Linked DNA regions of Mus musculus: region 2 is linked to region 1. The links are chromatin loops, found by intact Hi-C in ENCODE. Cell type or tissue: left cerebral cortex. All regions are shown on one strand. Links, peaks and the distances in the headings refer to the core of each region. The heading gives the core; the rest is flanking DNA.

What was found. Peaks named below come from ENCODE experiments on the same cell type or tissue, not always from the same donor. Only the 100,000 strongest peaks of a DNase experiment are listed, where the experiment ranks them.
Region 2: it touches region 1 in a loop (2.8-fold over the local background); 6 of 42 quality-filtered maps call a loop at or near these places.

The regions. Positions count from the first base shown.
Region 1 is chr10:100,625,012-100,633,469 of GRCm38, reverse strand. No RefSeq gene overlaps it. Among named protein-coding and RNA genes, the nearest start is that of 1700017N19Rik, 37 kb to the right of the region's middle. In left cerebral cortex, for the core only: a CTCF peak has its summit at 3,538 (motif pointing left); a DNase peak (open chromatin) is centred at 3,526; H3K4me3 peaks cover 460 bases; H3K27ac peaks cover 388 bases.
Region 2 is chr10:100,738,048-100,746,505 of GRCm38, reverse strand. It overlaps Gm35722 (predicted gene, 35722), which reads left to right and starts at 4,871. Exons shown (of 3, transcript NR_152765.1): 1 at 4,871-5,050. In left cerebral cortex, for the core only: a CTCF peak has its summit at 4,250 (motif pointing left); DNase peaks (open chromatin) are centred at 4,251 and 5,059.

The sequences.
Region 1 (8,458 bases), core at 88-8,087:
GCAGATCTGACTGAGTACCAGGACCCCAATGGAGGAGTTAGCAGAAGGACTGAAGGAGCTAAAGGGGCCTTCTCTGGTATCAATGGAAGGAGAGGCCCTTGGTCCTGTGAAGTAGAGGAATGCTAGGATGGTGAGGCAGGAGTGGGTGAGTGGGTGGAAGAGCACCCTCAAAGAAGCAGGCTAAGGAGGGATGGGATAGGGGGCTTGCAGAGGGCAAACCCGGAAAGGGGATAATATTTGAAATGTAAACAAATAAAACATCCAATTTGAAGACGAAGAAGAAGGAGGAGGAGGAGGAGGAGGAGGAGGAGGAGGAGAAGCCACTAGTCGGAGCTGGAGAAATGGCTCAGTGATTAAAAGAACTGACTGTTCTTGAAGAGTCTCAGGGGTGTGTTTCCAGCACCCACATGGTGGCTTACAACCATCCATAACTCCAATGCCAGGAGATCCAGTGGCCTCTTCTGACATCTGCAGGCACTGGGCATGCAAGTGGTGCAAATGCATAAGTACAGACTAAACAGTCATGCAAATAAGAGGAAATAAATAAATCTAAAACAGAAAGAAAGAAAGAAAGAAAGAAAGAAAGAAAGAAAGAAAGAAAGAAAGAAAGAAAGAAAGAAAGAAAGAAAGAAGAAAAGAGAAGAGAAGAGAAGAGAAGAGAAGAGAAGAGAAGAGAAGAGAAAAGAAAAGAAAAGAAAAGAAAAGAAAAGAAAAGAAAAGAAAAGAAAAGAAAAGAAAAGAAAAGAAAAGAAAAGAAAAAAGAAAAGAAAAGAGTCTGTAAACAGTAAACAATCCCAACAAACTCACTGGTTCATATCTCTCTCTCTCTCTCTCTCTCTCTCTCTCTCTCTCTCTCTCTCTCTAGGTATTTCTTAATTTCATTTCCAGTGCTATCCCAAAAGTCCCACACACACTCCCCCCCCCAGTCCCCTCCCCGCACCACTCCCACTTCTGGGCCCTGGCGTTCCCCAATACTGAGGCATATAAAGTTTGCAAGTCCAATGGGCCTCTCTTTCCACTGATGGCTGACTAGGCCAACTTCTGATACATATGCAGCTAGAGACACGAGCTCTGGGGTACTAGTTAGTTCATAATGTTGTTCCACCAATAGGGTTGCAGACCCCTTTAGCTCCTTGGGTACTTTCTCTAGCTCCTCCATTGGGGGCCCTGTGATCCATCCAATAGCTAACTGTGAGCATCCACTTGTATGTTTGCTAGGCCCCAGCATAGCCTCACAAGAGACAGCTCTATCAGGGTCCTTTCAGCAAAATCTTGCTAGTGTATGCAATGGTGTCAGCGTTTGGAGGCTGTCACCACTAATTTCTTAGCTCCAGCTAACTAGCACCAACTGTCCCAGTAGTCTCCTTCTCCCCTTAACTATAAAGCCAGAGACACATAGCCAAAGCTGCCTGAGTTCTACTGCTAGCAGGAGGTGGAACATAGCTCCCTTGTTCAATTACATTATCACTAGCTTCCTCTTTTCCAACTCTTTCACTGCCTAAGTTTGGCTGTCCTTGATTGTGCTTAGCTGTCCTTGATTTTGCTCTGTAGATTAACCTTGAACTCAGAGATCTACATTCCTGTCTCCTGAGATTAAAGGTGTGTACCGCCATGCCTGGATCCAAATTTAACTGGGTAGGATCTTGCCCCAAAGTTCCACTCCCTTAATTTGTTATCTCCTTAAACTCAGGATTCAGCTCCATTTCACTTCTTGGGGCCCCTTTAATACTCGAAATATATTTTTTATATTTTTCCTTTCTCAGTTTGTTTAAAATGCTCTTCATGAAACTTAACCAGAGAACAAAGTCTATGATGGGCATTTCTGTGACTTCCTTTGTCAATGCAATTAATCTGAGTCTCTTCACCTTAGCCTCAGACATACTCTTCAGACAAGAGCAAAAAGCAGCCACATTCTTCACCAAAATACCTCAAAAACTGTCTAGAGACACATATTGAAACTCTCTACTGAAACCTCTTATGCCAGGTCCACAAAATTCAAATCACTTTCCATAACAAAGTTCTACTTCATGTGAAGGCTGCTAGCAGAATACTCATCACATCCAGGCAGCTAGTATGAGGGTATTAAAGCCCGCCCCACCACACACAGTGACACACCTACTCCAAGAAGGCCACATCTCCTAATAGTGCCACTCCCTGGGCCAAGGATTGACAAGTCATCACAGTGTGATGTTATACAATTTGTGAATTTCATATACCTCCCAAACTTCCAAAGAGCAGGGACCATTTGGTTTTGACCAGCTATTCAATTTCTAGTCCACAGAATTTGGCTGTGTAATAGAAGCCTAATAACGTTTCACACGAATAAAAGAAAGGAAAAAAGTAAGAAGAATTAAGATTTTATTATGAGCTCATGTGCTCTGGTATTCCAGGCACTATTGGGAAAGAATTTGGAGGGAGAAAAGGGAGGAGCAAATGATATAATTTTCTTATAATCTCAAATTAAAAGGCAATAAAAGTGTATCTATAGCCTTCTCTATACCCCTGATGGTGTGGTATGTTGTTAATGTAACAAGGACATTTTGTGAGAATCATGTTTGTAAATACCATCATCAAAAAGGATTTCTTGAATTAATGTATTTATAGTCAACTGTTGAACAGAGGATGATCTTGAAATGGCACACGGTCTCTCAGTGCCTCTTTCTTACCCTTACACACTCCTTAATTGATTTATCATATAATAACTCAAAATCTCCACTGAACAGCATCCTTCATGCCCAAAATGGGTTGTCACCTCTCGTATATTTTATTTATGTTTTCAAATAACAAAATACAATCCCAGTTTTGCACAATCTTGTGCCCTTTTTGTTCTTGCTGTAAATATAGGTACTCCTCCTTTGACATTTCCATACGTTTATTAGCCCTGCTTCTGTTCTGGACTCTGACTCTGCCTCTCTCTCTCTCTCTCTCTCTCTCTCTCTCTCTCTCTCTCTCTCTCTCTCTCTCTCTCTCTCTCTCTCTGCCTGACCCAATTTCTTTTCTGATTTTGTTTCCTGCATCCTCCTCTATTCCCTGATGGAAAGAGATTCTCACCCCATCTCAAGCATTTATGACTTGCCGGTTTTAGTAAGGCCACAGGGCAACCATGTCATCTTCTTTTGGAAAAGGAACATATACCAAAGCTGTAGCCTAGCCCTGGAGAGGAATACCAAATTTGAACGGAGGCGACCTAGGCTGCTCTCTTCTCTAACATCACGCAATTCATTGCTGCTAGCGTGATTTCAGCCCAGGCATCAAGAGGAAAATATGCCTTGGGGTGTTCCCTGCTCTATCCTTCTTTATGCTTTTATTTTCAAATAGTATAGACGCCCCCAAGCTACATTATAGCTCCTCCAAATCCTTATGAAAACGAAATATCGTTTTTCTTCCTATAAAGTCTCTTCGATGAAAAGGTTATGCTTTGTTTACTTTCATTTCTGAAGGCTCCTACTGCTAGCATCAGCGAGGTAGAAATAAATGTGTCCAAACAAAATGTCTTATTGGGAAGGCGGGCTAGATTTACGATCCGTTTCTGTGACCGTGCTGCCCTCTAGCGATCACGAGGCGGTTATTTTCCTTCAATTTATGACAACTTAAATGAAAGTTGTGACTCCTCGAATGATGGGATTGACTTAGGAACAGCATTGCAATGAGAATATTCGTGTTGTTGTAAGCCATAGCTGCGCTCAAAGAAGCAAAGAGGGAGATTTTTTTTTTGGCACAAATAAGAATTCCATCAAATGTTTTGAAACAATAATCCTGGTCATCATGACTTTACTGGAAAAGAGTCTGAGGTTGAGCAGATAGTTATGGGCAAAGTTGTGGCATAGAGCATTGTGGAGGCCTCTCTGTAAGTTAGTGAGTCTGAAAGGGTCTTTTGTGGTTATGCCTGTCAGGAAACCCATAGGCTAGATCGATTTCTTCCTTTGGAGTCTCTCTCCTCTGTTGTTGTTGGAAGGAAGGAAGCAACTCTGTTTTGGTCACCAACTGTAGTTTTTGCCTTTCCCATTTCAATCTTATTTTCAAGCTCTATTTGAGGATTTGGTTCTGTTGTTACTAAAGTATGGCTGTTATAAGGTCTATATTCAGAAATAAATAATTACACTTTAAGTAGTAAATAACAGTGTGTGTTGATAACTTTGTAGGCTATGAATACATTTTTAAAAAATTTTTGTAAGATACATTCACTGATATTTTCAATTGCCATTCCCTTTGATCTCTTTCTCTGTCTCTCTGTCTCTGTCTCTGTCTCTGTCTCTGTCTCTGTCTCTGTCTCTGTCTCTCTCTCTCTCTCTCTCTCTCTCTCTCTTCCTTCCCTCATTGTCCTGTGTGTTTGTGTATGTATGTGTTCCTGTGCATATATGAATCAACTTCAAATATTTTTCCTCAGGAACTATTCACATTCTTGAGCCAGGGCCTCACCCTGGCTTGGAACCATGGTGTAGGCTAGGTTGACCAGTAAGCCCTAAGCATCCACTTGTCTCCAACCCACTAGAATTACAAATATGTACTACTGCATTGAGCTTTGTTATTGCTTTGCTTCTATAGGTTGATTTTTAGGTTTTTTTTTTTTTTAGAATTTCTTTGAGTTCAAATTCTACTCTCCCCTTTGTTCAAATTAACCTTGAAGTCTTTCTTCCTCAATAATTCTATGGGAAAGTCTGTGGACTATGCTGTTAAATGCATCAGAACTCAACCTTTTCTTAATGTGTCACACAATTGACCTCTTGACCTACACACCCAATCTCTGGTTTGTAGTGTTAAGCCTTCAGCTGGTTTCCCTGAGGCCACAGCTCCTCTCCCACTTAGAGTGCACGAGCCTCGGCAGTTCCTCAGAAATAAATGGACAATACACCATTCCTCCTCACAAACATTTCAAATGCCTTCCCTCCTCTCCCAGGGCAAGACTAACTTCTGGAGCTCACCACACAGTTCATGCCTACCTACCATACCCCCCTTCACTCAAAGACAATACCCCCAAAGGCCTTAACATTCCCAGGAGCATCTCTAAATTGTAAGGAGATTTTTTTAACTGCTCCCCCTTCGCCACTCCTAACCTCAGTTTTCTTAGAGCACTTATCTTAGGAAAGTTGTCATTGTAAATGCCCCTTTTAGATTTTAGCAATACCTCTGCACCTGATTTTCAATTCAGGGACAATCTACTAGATGTAATCTTCAAGGGAAACTACACCACACTTCTCTTACCTTCTAAGACAGGGAGAGACTTTCTTTTCTTTTCTTTTTTCTTCTTGTTCTGGCCCCTGCGCAACCCAGCTCCAAGATTTATTTATTATATATAAGTACCCTGTAGCTGACTTCAGACACACCAGAAGAGGGAATCAGATCTCATTATGGATGGTTGTGAGCCACCATGTGGTTACTGAGATCTGAATTCAGGACCTTCGGAAGAGCAGTCAGTGCTCTTAACCCCTGAGCCATCTCTCCAGCACCCCCCCCCCCCGCAGCCCCGAGCCTAACTTTCTCTTCTGCAGTTGTAACAGTGCCCAAGGTGGGGAGAATACAGCGGTTTCCATTTTATCACATGTTTTGTTTTTCAGTGAAGCCAATAGCAGGAGCAGATGGTTCAGCAATCCCTCATCCCAGCTCTTCACATCACCAGCCCTTTGGGGAGTTGAGCTTAGCCTCCGTGTCATGTTACATATAAAGCATTGTTTACTCCTCTATCTTTGTTCACAGAAGTTTTTCTTTGACAATGCAAGTGTGTTTGTTCCTTCAGTGCGTGTATCTGAAGTATCCTCCTTATTGTGCTGACCCTTGGTGTGCCCTAAGTATACAAGGAGGCGAGAAAGCATGGTCAGCCAGCCCGATTTCTTCACAAGGCTTTGTTCAAACTGACACTCTATGAGTAAGTTCCACATCTTACATCAAACAGCAAGCTGCCCCATCTCTCCTCTCCCCCACTTAATGTTCCATCCTTCTCCACTAAACGGACAATTTCTAACCATACTATGCCTTCTTTCTTTGATAAGTTGACTCAGACATGGTGTTTATCACCACAGAAATGTGACTAACACGGAAGTTGGTACCCAGTTGGCCTGGAATCCTTCTTCTAGGCCTGGAATTCATAGATTTTTGTCTTTGTATTGTGGTATCACAAATTCCTCCATATCCCTTTTTGTTTTTGTCATATCCTGTGGGTGCTCTAACTCTTTTTCTGTATCTTTAAATCCTGATAATCCATCTTCTACTTGACATATACCTCTGGAAAGCTCTTTCCCCGAGTTTTCTAATTCATTTGTTAAAATTTTCAAGTCCCTCTTCATTTCAGCTTGAGTTTTCTTAGCATTTTTCTCTCTTTACTGAATTTATTGTTCAAATCATGGATTGTCTTTGTTGTTTCAATCAGCTGTACACTTGTGTTTTCTTAATCTTTAACCAAGAATTTCTTCTTTGCCTATTTCAGTTCATCCAGGTTTTCATTCTTGCCCTTTTAAAGCTGCCTCAACTAATGGATCCCTTTTTCCATTGTTCTCTTAAATTATGTGCCTAGGAGTCCTTCTAAGCAATTCTCATCTTGTGAACTTTTCTATAGTACTTTCAGAAGACCATACTGTTTGTATTTTTGCAATGAGCCCTGGGTATGTGCATTTGTTTCATTGGTTGTATGTCTCATAGGAAATTCTGGTCTGCCTTTTAAAAAGTTTGGTTCTGTTTTTCATGTTCTCCAAAGTTTCAGATCCAATCAAAAGAGTGTATAGATCAGCCCCTTCAAATGTTCTGTGTTGAGTTATTATTGGAGACTGAGTGATCCAATCTTGTGGTAACTGAGAAGGCACACTATCATCACTCTCAGCTGACTCCAGGGACTGGGACACGAAGGACTCACCAAGAAAGTGTGTAAATGAGTAGGACCCAGCTGGGCCTGGGCATGGAAGGGTTGTGTGGGATAAGGGACAGGCAGAATCAACTGAGAGAACATGCACACGGATGCAACTACTTATAGAGGGATGTGGGGTAATGGCTTGTGGGAGACTCAGTAGCAGTGCATACTAGAAACTAAAATAAGTGAGTGGATTTTTTAAAGGTATTTGTTCTGAAACTTAGAAATGGAGTAAAATGGAAAACATCAACCAGATGTGGCAGTCTACACCTATAATCTCAGAACTTGCTTGGGAGCCAAAAGCAAAATAATCCCTGGCAAATTCAAGGGCTGCCTACTCTACGCTGAGATATTCAGGCCACCTAGGGCTGCATACAATGTGAGTTCTTCCTTCCAGAGAAGTAAATAAAAATGGAGGCAATACTGGGTTTTCTGTAGGTCCCTGAGAATGACCATATACATCAATCGATCACATCTACTGCTGCCAGTGACTGTCCAATCCCTGTCATTCTTCAGAAGAATCTCCTAAATGATATTTCAGAGGACAGACTAATAAGTAAATGTAGTTCCTATGATACAATATTGCTGTCCAAGTAGGAGAGAAAACAATTTCTAATTAGGAAGTGAGGTGATGTCGGGTAGCAATAGAGACGAACAATAGAAGTGTAGAATTGATGAAACTCATTTTACTGCGTGAACTTAAACTTCTCAACTGGTAATTTGGGGAAAGGTGTAATTTGGGAAGCAAATGTTCCCAAGGATTCCTGCCTTGACCGAATTACAAGTGTGTGGTTCTCTGGACCCTTTTCTCAGAGAGACCTGATCTACAGCTTTAAGTCTCTACTTTTCCCTGCTGTGATAACAGTTCATCCCAGTTTTTCTCCTGCATTGTAAAGGCCAGTCACAGGGTCACAGGAGTTCCTGTCCCTCCTGGAGGTGTCGTGCCTGAAAAACACTTACTTTACTGTTTTAACAATGTTAGAACTTTTTTTTTTAGCATCTCACTCACACAGACATCTCTGTCACATACTATTGTGTTGGTTTCACTGTCACTGTGACCAAACACCTGACAGAAACAACATAAAAGAGGAAGCATTTGTTTTGTTCATCATTTCAGAGCTTTCTTTCTGTCACAGATGCAAAGCCATGCATGGGACAGCAGAAACGTTCATCTCATTACAACCAGGAAGCAGAGTGGAGACCAAAAGGGACTAGGATTTCAAAATGTCCCTCAAAACATACTCTCCAGTGACACACTTCAACCATTTGTCACAGGTGTCACCACCTCCAAATACTTATGTTTTAATCAGTCTGCAAAGAGTATTTGAAGTTTGATTTTCTCTGGTAATGTCCTCTCAGGCACAATCTCCAAGGTCTATCTCAACATAATCAATGAAAACCATATATGCTAATGTGGAACAACACATTATAGTTAACAATCTGGTAGCTAGCTTGTAAAATGCTGAAATGCTATTTTCCCTTAACTTAGATCTCTTCAAAATTACTTATATTAATAGAAAGAAAATTTGTAATATGTAGAATTATTTCAAAGTGGCAGGTATAATTTCAAGTTTTGCATGGATAATCATATTTATTCTTCCCAACTCTATGAGGTCATAT
Region 2 (8,458 bases), core at 361-8,360, 110 kb before region 1:
TCTCCAGCCTCTTAATCTTGACTCTTAATGGAACATGAAACGTATTTGTCTGAGTCGTTCTGTTTCATATGGTCATCTCCATTCCTATGCACTCCCCTGGACAGGGTGCGATTTAATTCTCTGTGGCCGGTTAATCATCCACTGTGTATAGAAGCCCCATTATCTCTTCTCATTCACCCATTAATTAGTTCCTAAGCTCATTCACAAGCATTGCTCGTAGGAGCCGTGTGAGTGGATGATTTGTGCAGCCAGGCTGATGGGGAGGAACTTTAAATCTGGGTATGAAAGCGTTTTATTAGTCTTTAAATACCCTTGTTTTCTACAATAATGTCCAAAGATAAAGTGATCTGGAAACCACATGGTAAGCATTAGAATGTTGAGATGAATTTAGGATAAAATATAGATGCCAAATGACAAGGGGACAAGGAGAGGGAAGTGTCATGACCCGGTGAGCTAAAATGCACAGCATCGTTCATGTCATCAGAGTGGTCTTGATGTGACAGTGAAGGTTATGGTCGTTAGAGGGCATTTTTCTTAGTAGTGTTTAATTTTGTTTACTTTTCTGATAGCAGGACACAGCGGACTGACCTTCAAATAGGTGAATGGCAGACCATGTTGCTAAATGTGCACTCTAAAGCAGACAGAACAGTCTATAAGCATCACAGCAGCCTGGCTCAGAGAAGGAGAGAGAAAGATGTTATAACCCTAAGGGGCAGTTCATTTCCAGGGCAGAGTTAGAAAGAGATTCTCCGGAATCCCAAGAAACACTTTATGTGTGAACAGGAAATGGTAGCTGGGTTCCAGGACCCTAGGTCATGCACACAGAAGGATTTGAATTGCTTTGGTTTCTGATTTTCAGAGGAAAAAAAAAACAAAAAAAAAACCTTACCCTTATGGGAAAGAAGCATATTGCTTTCCAGGACAAAATATATACTTTGGTTACTCACTGTATCTGATCACTACTTTAGAACTTTGGGGCCATATTAAGGGAGACTTGAGAATATCTGATCAAATTTATCATGTGTAAACTGTGAACACATAATAAACCATTAAAGGTCTCCTGGGGACTTAAATAATTCTAGAAAATCACAAAGCACTATACTGTTAAAAATTAAAACTGTAAATTATGTGGAATTTTAAAATCTCCTTTAGTCTATCTATTATAAACAAACTTATCAATAGAACCGCTTTCATTTTAAGCACAATGACAGTTGATTGGAGATATCCTGAACATGTTGCTTTGGCATGCTGAGAAAAAGTTTATCTGATTCTGAGTGGTCTCCCAGAATGACATCTCTGAATTCCTTCCTTCATTCATTCATTCATTTCATTCTCTCTCTCTCTCTCTTTCACACACACACACACACACACACACACACACACACTCAAAAGCAACACAGTACTGTTGGAACTTTATTTAGTAAACTACCTATTATAATAATTTTGATCACTGGCTCCCCCAAAAAATTAAATAATAAAAAATACGATCATTCATTCATTCGCAAGAGGCTTTAAGTAAATTTTAGAAATATTTCCACCTGAATTTATGAACATTTAAAAGGGGTTGAAGTATATCCTAACATGTGAAGTTAATATTCATAAGGAAATAAAACACATACATATCTTCAGTGCCACTAACAGGGATTTAGCCCTGACCTAAACAACCACTGACACAAGCTACTTTGATATTTCTTATGCTCCTCTTTTATTTAAAAAAAAAATGAAATTTGGCTCAAGTAAAATTAGGCAGGACAGTTGAAGAGCAAAGCTGATTTAACAGGGAAGATCACAATGGAGACAAATTGGACTCAACTCCATTGAAACAGAGATAAGGAAGCTGTGAAGGACTGGGTTAGAGGTGAGGAACTAGCAGGAAAGTGTTGGAGGACTTGAGGAGCAAATGGTCTGTAAGCTTAGGGCTGGGAGAGAGCTCATTTGCAATTATTGACATTATACTGCTCCCCTGCCACCCCATTAAAGATCAGACCCCACCCTCCACCCCCTTTATCCATGATTACATTTCAAGAGATGGCTCTCAGGTCCTTGAGAAAGACTATTCTGGGTTGTAAAGATGGCAAGATGATTTATATTTGAGAGAGAGAGACAGAGACAGAGAGACAGACAGAGAGAGACAGAGAGATAGAGAGACAGAGACAGACAGAGATAGAGAGACAGAGACAGAGAGACAGAGACAGAGAGAGACACAGAGAGAGAGAGAGAGAGAGAGAGAGAGAGAGAGAGAGAGGGCGCAAGAGCGTTTATGATTGCAATTACATGTTTTCTAAAGTAATGCCCGGTCAAGGAAAGGTGACAGCCTTTGTAGCCAGTGAGAAGCCTGTCCAATTGAGAGGAAACATGAACGCCATCTGGGCAACTTGGGAGGAAAAAAAAAACTGTATTCTTTCCTGCTATGACGTAGTATAAAAGGTAAGTGCTTACTCTTGTGGCTTTGTGAATGACTAGATTCAGATATGTATTCAGAAACTTATTCAGTTACTAGACACCTATAGAGTGACACATACTGGACTTAAAACAGGAAGTTATGAGAAATTTAAAAAAAGGGAAAAGATCCTACTATGGGAAGATTAGGGTAGTATGGAGCCAATGACTATGTGGGTTTGCTATATGTTTAATGTTTGTAAATATCATATTTCAAACAATTTGGCATAACACATTACTTAAAAGAAAGATGAACTCCATTATTTGAAAAAGAGTTTGATTTCCCTATATCATTTATCATTTAAAATCCATATCTTAAAATTATTACTGCATTTGTTCATATCATAGATCTATTAGGATTCTTTAGAATTTATCAAAATGAGCCAGATAAACTGAAAATGGGGTCCATGAGATGGCACAGTGGGTAATGGTCCTTGCCGCCAAGCCTGACCCCTGCTGAATTTGGTTCCTGGAATCCACATGGTGAGAGGAGAGACTGTTCCCATAAAAAATTTTCCTCTTCCCCTCACACAGACACACACAATAAATATATCAATCAATGAATATGAAAACATTTGTAAGTACAAGCAATACTGTCTAGGACAACCATACTAATACTGCGACCTTTAGTACAGTCCCTTATTTCGTGGTGACCCCCAAGCATAATACGTGACCCTGCAAAAGGCTCATTCAACCCTCAAAAGCATCTTGACCCACAGGTTGATGAAGCACTGGTCGAGGAGAGTAACAAAGGCTGAGAGGAAAGTGAAGAACATAGAATGGAAATGATAAAAAAGGAATATAGGTTCATATGTTTGATGTCCATTGCATAGATGTATGTAAACGCCCTTATGAGAACAGTAGTACCATGGAAATGGATATAGGCAATGATACTGTTTAGGAGAAAATATATAGACCTATTTAAGGTACTAACTTTAAAAAATAATAATGTACACTGTTTGCCTTTTGTTTGCTCGTTTGTCTGTTATTGATTTTAACTGTTGTCATTCATTGCTATTGCTGGAAGCTACACCTGAATATTTGCCTCTTCCGTGTCTGGATATGAATTTGTTTGAACAAAAAGAATCATTCCATGAAACATTTTGGGTTTTGTTTATTGAACTTCCACATAGTCCCTGAAAGCAAAATCACAAACAAATTGGGTTTGAGATTTCTGGTCTGGGTGATTGTACAAATGGAAATGCCACTTCAACTCTAAGAATAGAGATCTCTCTCCTTTAAGAGCGCTACTACCCATTCCAGAGAAGAAATTTGTTTTAAGACTTTTACAGAAAATCTTGTAAAGTACAGAATATCTCCAATTAATATATCCGTAGCAATAATCAACAAATTCAGTGAGCTACAATAACGAATGTACCAAAAGGCCATTTTTCTCCTTTATGTCACAGGAGTGCAAAACATTTCCCTTCATACCCCTGTATAGTTTTTGAGATATTTTAAATTTTTTACCTGGCCTGATCACATCATAGTGCTTCAAAAATGTGTATTTTGTAGCAGCGAAGCCAAACAAATATATCCGTATCTCACTACCACTCACATATTTGGTTGGATTTGGCTTCTTGTTATATGAGGTAGAAAAGGGACTTATAAATTATTGAATGCCTAACAAAATAACTGAACTTTGTGATTTTATAAAGCACAACATAAAAAATTCAAGTGGTCTGAAAGCTAAGCCTTTCATTTGAGTGGTAAAATGGGGAACAGTTTTAAAACAGAAAGCAAGTGAAATTTTTCATCCGTAAAGTCGAAGTCATTGATTAAAAGCGTGTGTGGTTAGAGTGCCACCTAGTGGCCAGGCACAGTAGCCCGCGGGCGCCCCAGTGGTCTTCACAAACTACTCCTCAACTCCACTTTTGTAGTAAATCTGTGAGATTTTTCCAGAGTAGAAACTGAAGGCTAAGAAAGTGAAAGTGCCCTGTTGGGAGAGATTCTTAGAAGACAACACTGAGAAAAAATAGACAGAAGCTGGAAACTGATAGCGATTTTAATTTCTCCACAAAGCTTAGTGTCCAAAGGGATGGGGGGGGGGGGGGGGCAGGTGTTAACCGCATGGTCCCTAAGGTTCACGGACCAAACTGCTCTCGGAGCATATTACAGTTGTGGAAAAAGTCGAGCATTCTCAACAATATGAGCAAGAAACTCTTCCTTATACTACTTCGCAGTACTGAGGATTCAAAACCAGGAACTGTGTCTTCCTTTTCAAAAAATTAAGAAATAGGAATATGTCCCTTATTTCTTAAGAGAAGAAAAAAATATCTATGATTCACCAAACCAGTGTCTAGAACCCCTGGAAATAGAATAGCCTCTTTGTTTTGCTTTGTTTTGTTTGGAGGTGGATGTATGTAGGGTTTTAAGTCAATTCCCTAAATTTAAAGAACTAATGCCCGAGCAGAATCTGCCTCCAGAACCTGAATTAAAGTTGAACAATCTCTGGACTCGGTGCCTCTGTGTGATGCGAGGCTCTCCCTCTGATGTGCTTTCCAGAATCACTGCCGTCAAATGCTAGAGAGGCATTTCTTAAAGTTAATCTCTCCCTTTGGCTCTCGTGAAAACATCCAAGTGTTTCTTTCCTGTGAGTCACCAGCACAGGGTAAGTATACCGCGGGCACTCGGTAATTGGGAGTTTGCTCTTCCTTTAGCTTCCTTTGTCTTAGCTCTCTCTAGAGGTGTTTTTCCCCCTCCCTCCTGTGACTAGCCAGAAGAAAACAAGCCTATGTTTGTTTACAGTTTTCTATGATGATTGATTCATTTAGAACAGGAAGAGCAGATTGTCCCCATGTTCATAGAAATCAAGGCGGACTTAAGCAGAATATGGCAGTGATGTAGCAAGCAACAAAATGCCCTGTGTGAGATTCCAGTTCTCTGATGGGTAACACAGATATGAAGATTAAACCCTCAGGGACGAGATTGTGACGTCTGTTATACGATGTCTTCTATAAGATACAACTCCTGCTTATACCTACATCCTGTTCCCCACTGGCGTCGAGTGCGGTTTTTTTTTGTTTGTTTGTTTGTTTGTTTGTTTTTTTGTTTTTTGTTTTTTGTTTGTTTTTTTTTTGTCAAGCAGTTAAAAGACAAAACCAGAATCAATTCAGCAAATGTGAAGTAAAAAATACTGTAAAACCACATTCAGGCACTGGATGCTCTTTCTGCTCTTAAGATCAAATTTTTAATTTTGCATAAAACTATTAAGTGTGTTCAACCCAGGGTTTTCTAAAGAGATTGCTGCCAATTTTCTCACAAAGGGCTTCCCACGAATCCGGATACTGTTGTTTTCATCTGTATTCAATGATGCCTAACAGCACCAAGCCTCAAAGACTTGGAGTCATTGCTCATTTTCAGCCAAAGTCAAACACACAGGAGGTGGCCAACCAAGAGCAGAGCAACAGCCACAGAGACAGAGAGAGACGGCCAGAGAGACAGAGACTGACACAGAGAGACAGAGTTAGAGACAGACACAGAGACACCGAGACACAGAGGGAAGGAGTGAGGAAGGTGGGGAGGAAGACACAGAGAGACACAGGGACACAGAAACACAGAGAGACAGAGAGACACGAAGAGAGGAAGAGACAGAGGCAGAGAGACAAAGACAGACAGAAGATAAATGGCTATACTCTTCAAGACATGTGAAAAAAAATCTTGCAAACCAGAGATGTAGATGAAATTGAGGGATCAGAGGACACAAAAATAAGTTGTAAATTCAGCCCAAAGAACCCTGATCCAAACCCTACAACATATTCTTTTCTAAAAATAATTGTTCTGCTCTTTAAAAGAATGCTCTATAAATTGATACAGTATATACTGATCATATGGACTCAATACTATCTGTCTGCATGCCAGGTTAATGTCCCCAACCTGATTTTCCTCCAAATTTCATATCTTTTATTTTTTAAAAGCTCTTTGCAGTTTATGGCTGCAGTGGAAGGGAGGGGGAGACCCTCACCTTTATGGGCATGGTTGTTTGTGGATCACTCTGCTTCTGTGGATGGCCAAATGCCCACATGCATATGGACAGTACTAATTAGACTCAGAGGATTATTAAAAATCACACATTAACCTCCTATGATGAGATTGCCTTGCTTCCATGTTAACTTCAAGGGCAGGGTTGACAAATGGCAGTCAAATAATACAAAGTATCCAGAGGAAAAAAATGTAAGAATTGCATAAGATGATAAGGATGGGTAAGTATTGAAAAGTGCCAAGAAAGTGATTTCCAATTATTCTTGACAATAAAACAATAATTACATGAAGAAATGTACATGGCAAATTAACCAGTACAGGTCAACCTATATTATATATACTTCCAGACATGATCCTGTACACACATTTTAACTATCATTTCAAAAACAAAAAGTATGCACATTTGCATGCCAGAACTTAAATAAGTTGAAAAATATAATAAGTCAAAAGTTCTCTGAAATATACTTAACCATCAAATTGCCTTTTGAAACTTTATTAATTAAAAAATACTTGCAAAAACTAAAAAAAATCACTCTATCCAACTCATTGAACTAATATACAAGTAGAATAGATATTGTGGTGCTCAACATTAAGGGCTATAATTTTCAGATTGAAAAAAGGCATATATTTATTTTATGTGTATGAATATTTTAACATTTATTCATTTTATGTCAATTTTTGAGATTATACTATAGTTACAACATATCTCCCTCCCCTTTCCTCCCTCCGAACCTTCCCTTATAACCTTTCCTTAAAATTCCTGACTTCTTTTATTTTTGGTTGTGAGCCTAGCCTTTAAGGGCTGAGCCATCTCTGCCGCAGTACAGGGGAACGCCAGGGCCAAGAAGTGGGAGTGGGTGGGTAGGGAAGTGGAGAGGGGTATGGGGGACTTTTGGGGATAGCATTGGAAATGTAAATGAAATAAATATCTAATTAAAAATAATGCTATCTATTGGGGAAAAAAATTCCTGGCTTCTTTTCCAACTGATTGTTCCTGCATGCACACATACACACACACACACACACACACACACACACACACACACACACACACACACACTTCTGAATTTTACCTGTTCGGTCCATTAGATCCATTAGGTCCATTAAAACTTATAAGTATGATTTAGGAGGCTAACCACTTGGTACTAGACGATCAATTCGTGTGGTCCTTCTCGGGAAGTCTTTCTCAGTTGCGTCTAGTTCTTTGTGTAGAGATGAGGCCCGGTGGGCTTTTCTCTATCCAGTTTGACCTGTCTATTGGAGTTATCCTTCCCTTCCCTCCCTCCAAATGCTCTCATATCCTCCTCCTGGCTATATTTTCAATCATTCTCCGCCCCCCCCCCATCTTCTGCAATGATCTCTGAGCTTTAGGGCAAGGAGTTGTATTGCACAGTATCCTTTACAACAGTAAGTCATATTTAAAGTCGAAAGTTGTGTATGATTGAAATGTGTCGTCTGTTAAAACAGAACAGAATACAAAAGCAAGAAATGTAGGAATTAAAGCTACTTTTCTTTTATCACTCGAATAGTTCTATGCTGAATTAAAATATAATTGCATCTTTAAGAAAATATCAGATTTGGAGAAGCTGTGCTTTTAGTTACTTAAAAAGAGGGGGGGGAAACAAATTTTAATTATCTATCAGTTTTTCAGCCTTACTTCTCTCAGCCCTTTGAGGTAGCATGTCTGATTTATCTTCATATACCCATCATTGAACATATTGTCTATCACATAAATCTAATCAGGGTTTGTCCCACTGAAATGCACCCATGTGTTTATTGAGTCAGTGATTAAAGTTAGAAAAACCTTAAGATTTTTTTTAACCTAAAATACCAACAACATAAAAGATGACACATGAAAGTTTTATTTTATATCAAACTGTGCTCTGGGCCATATACAAAATATAATTAAAATTTCTGTTCAGTTTGCTTATGTTGAATAGAACATGATAGAGGGTGTCATTAAAGAGTCCTTCTCTTTCTGTCATATTTCCTGCTGCTGAGACTTTTGCATCATTCTGTGGGAGCCCCATATATGTTC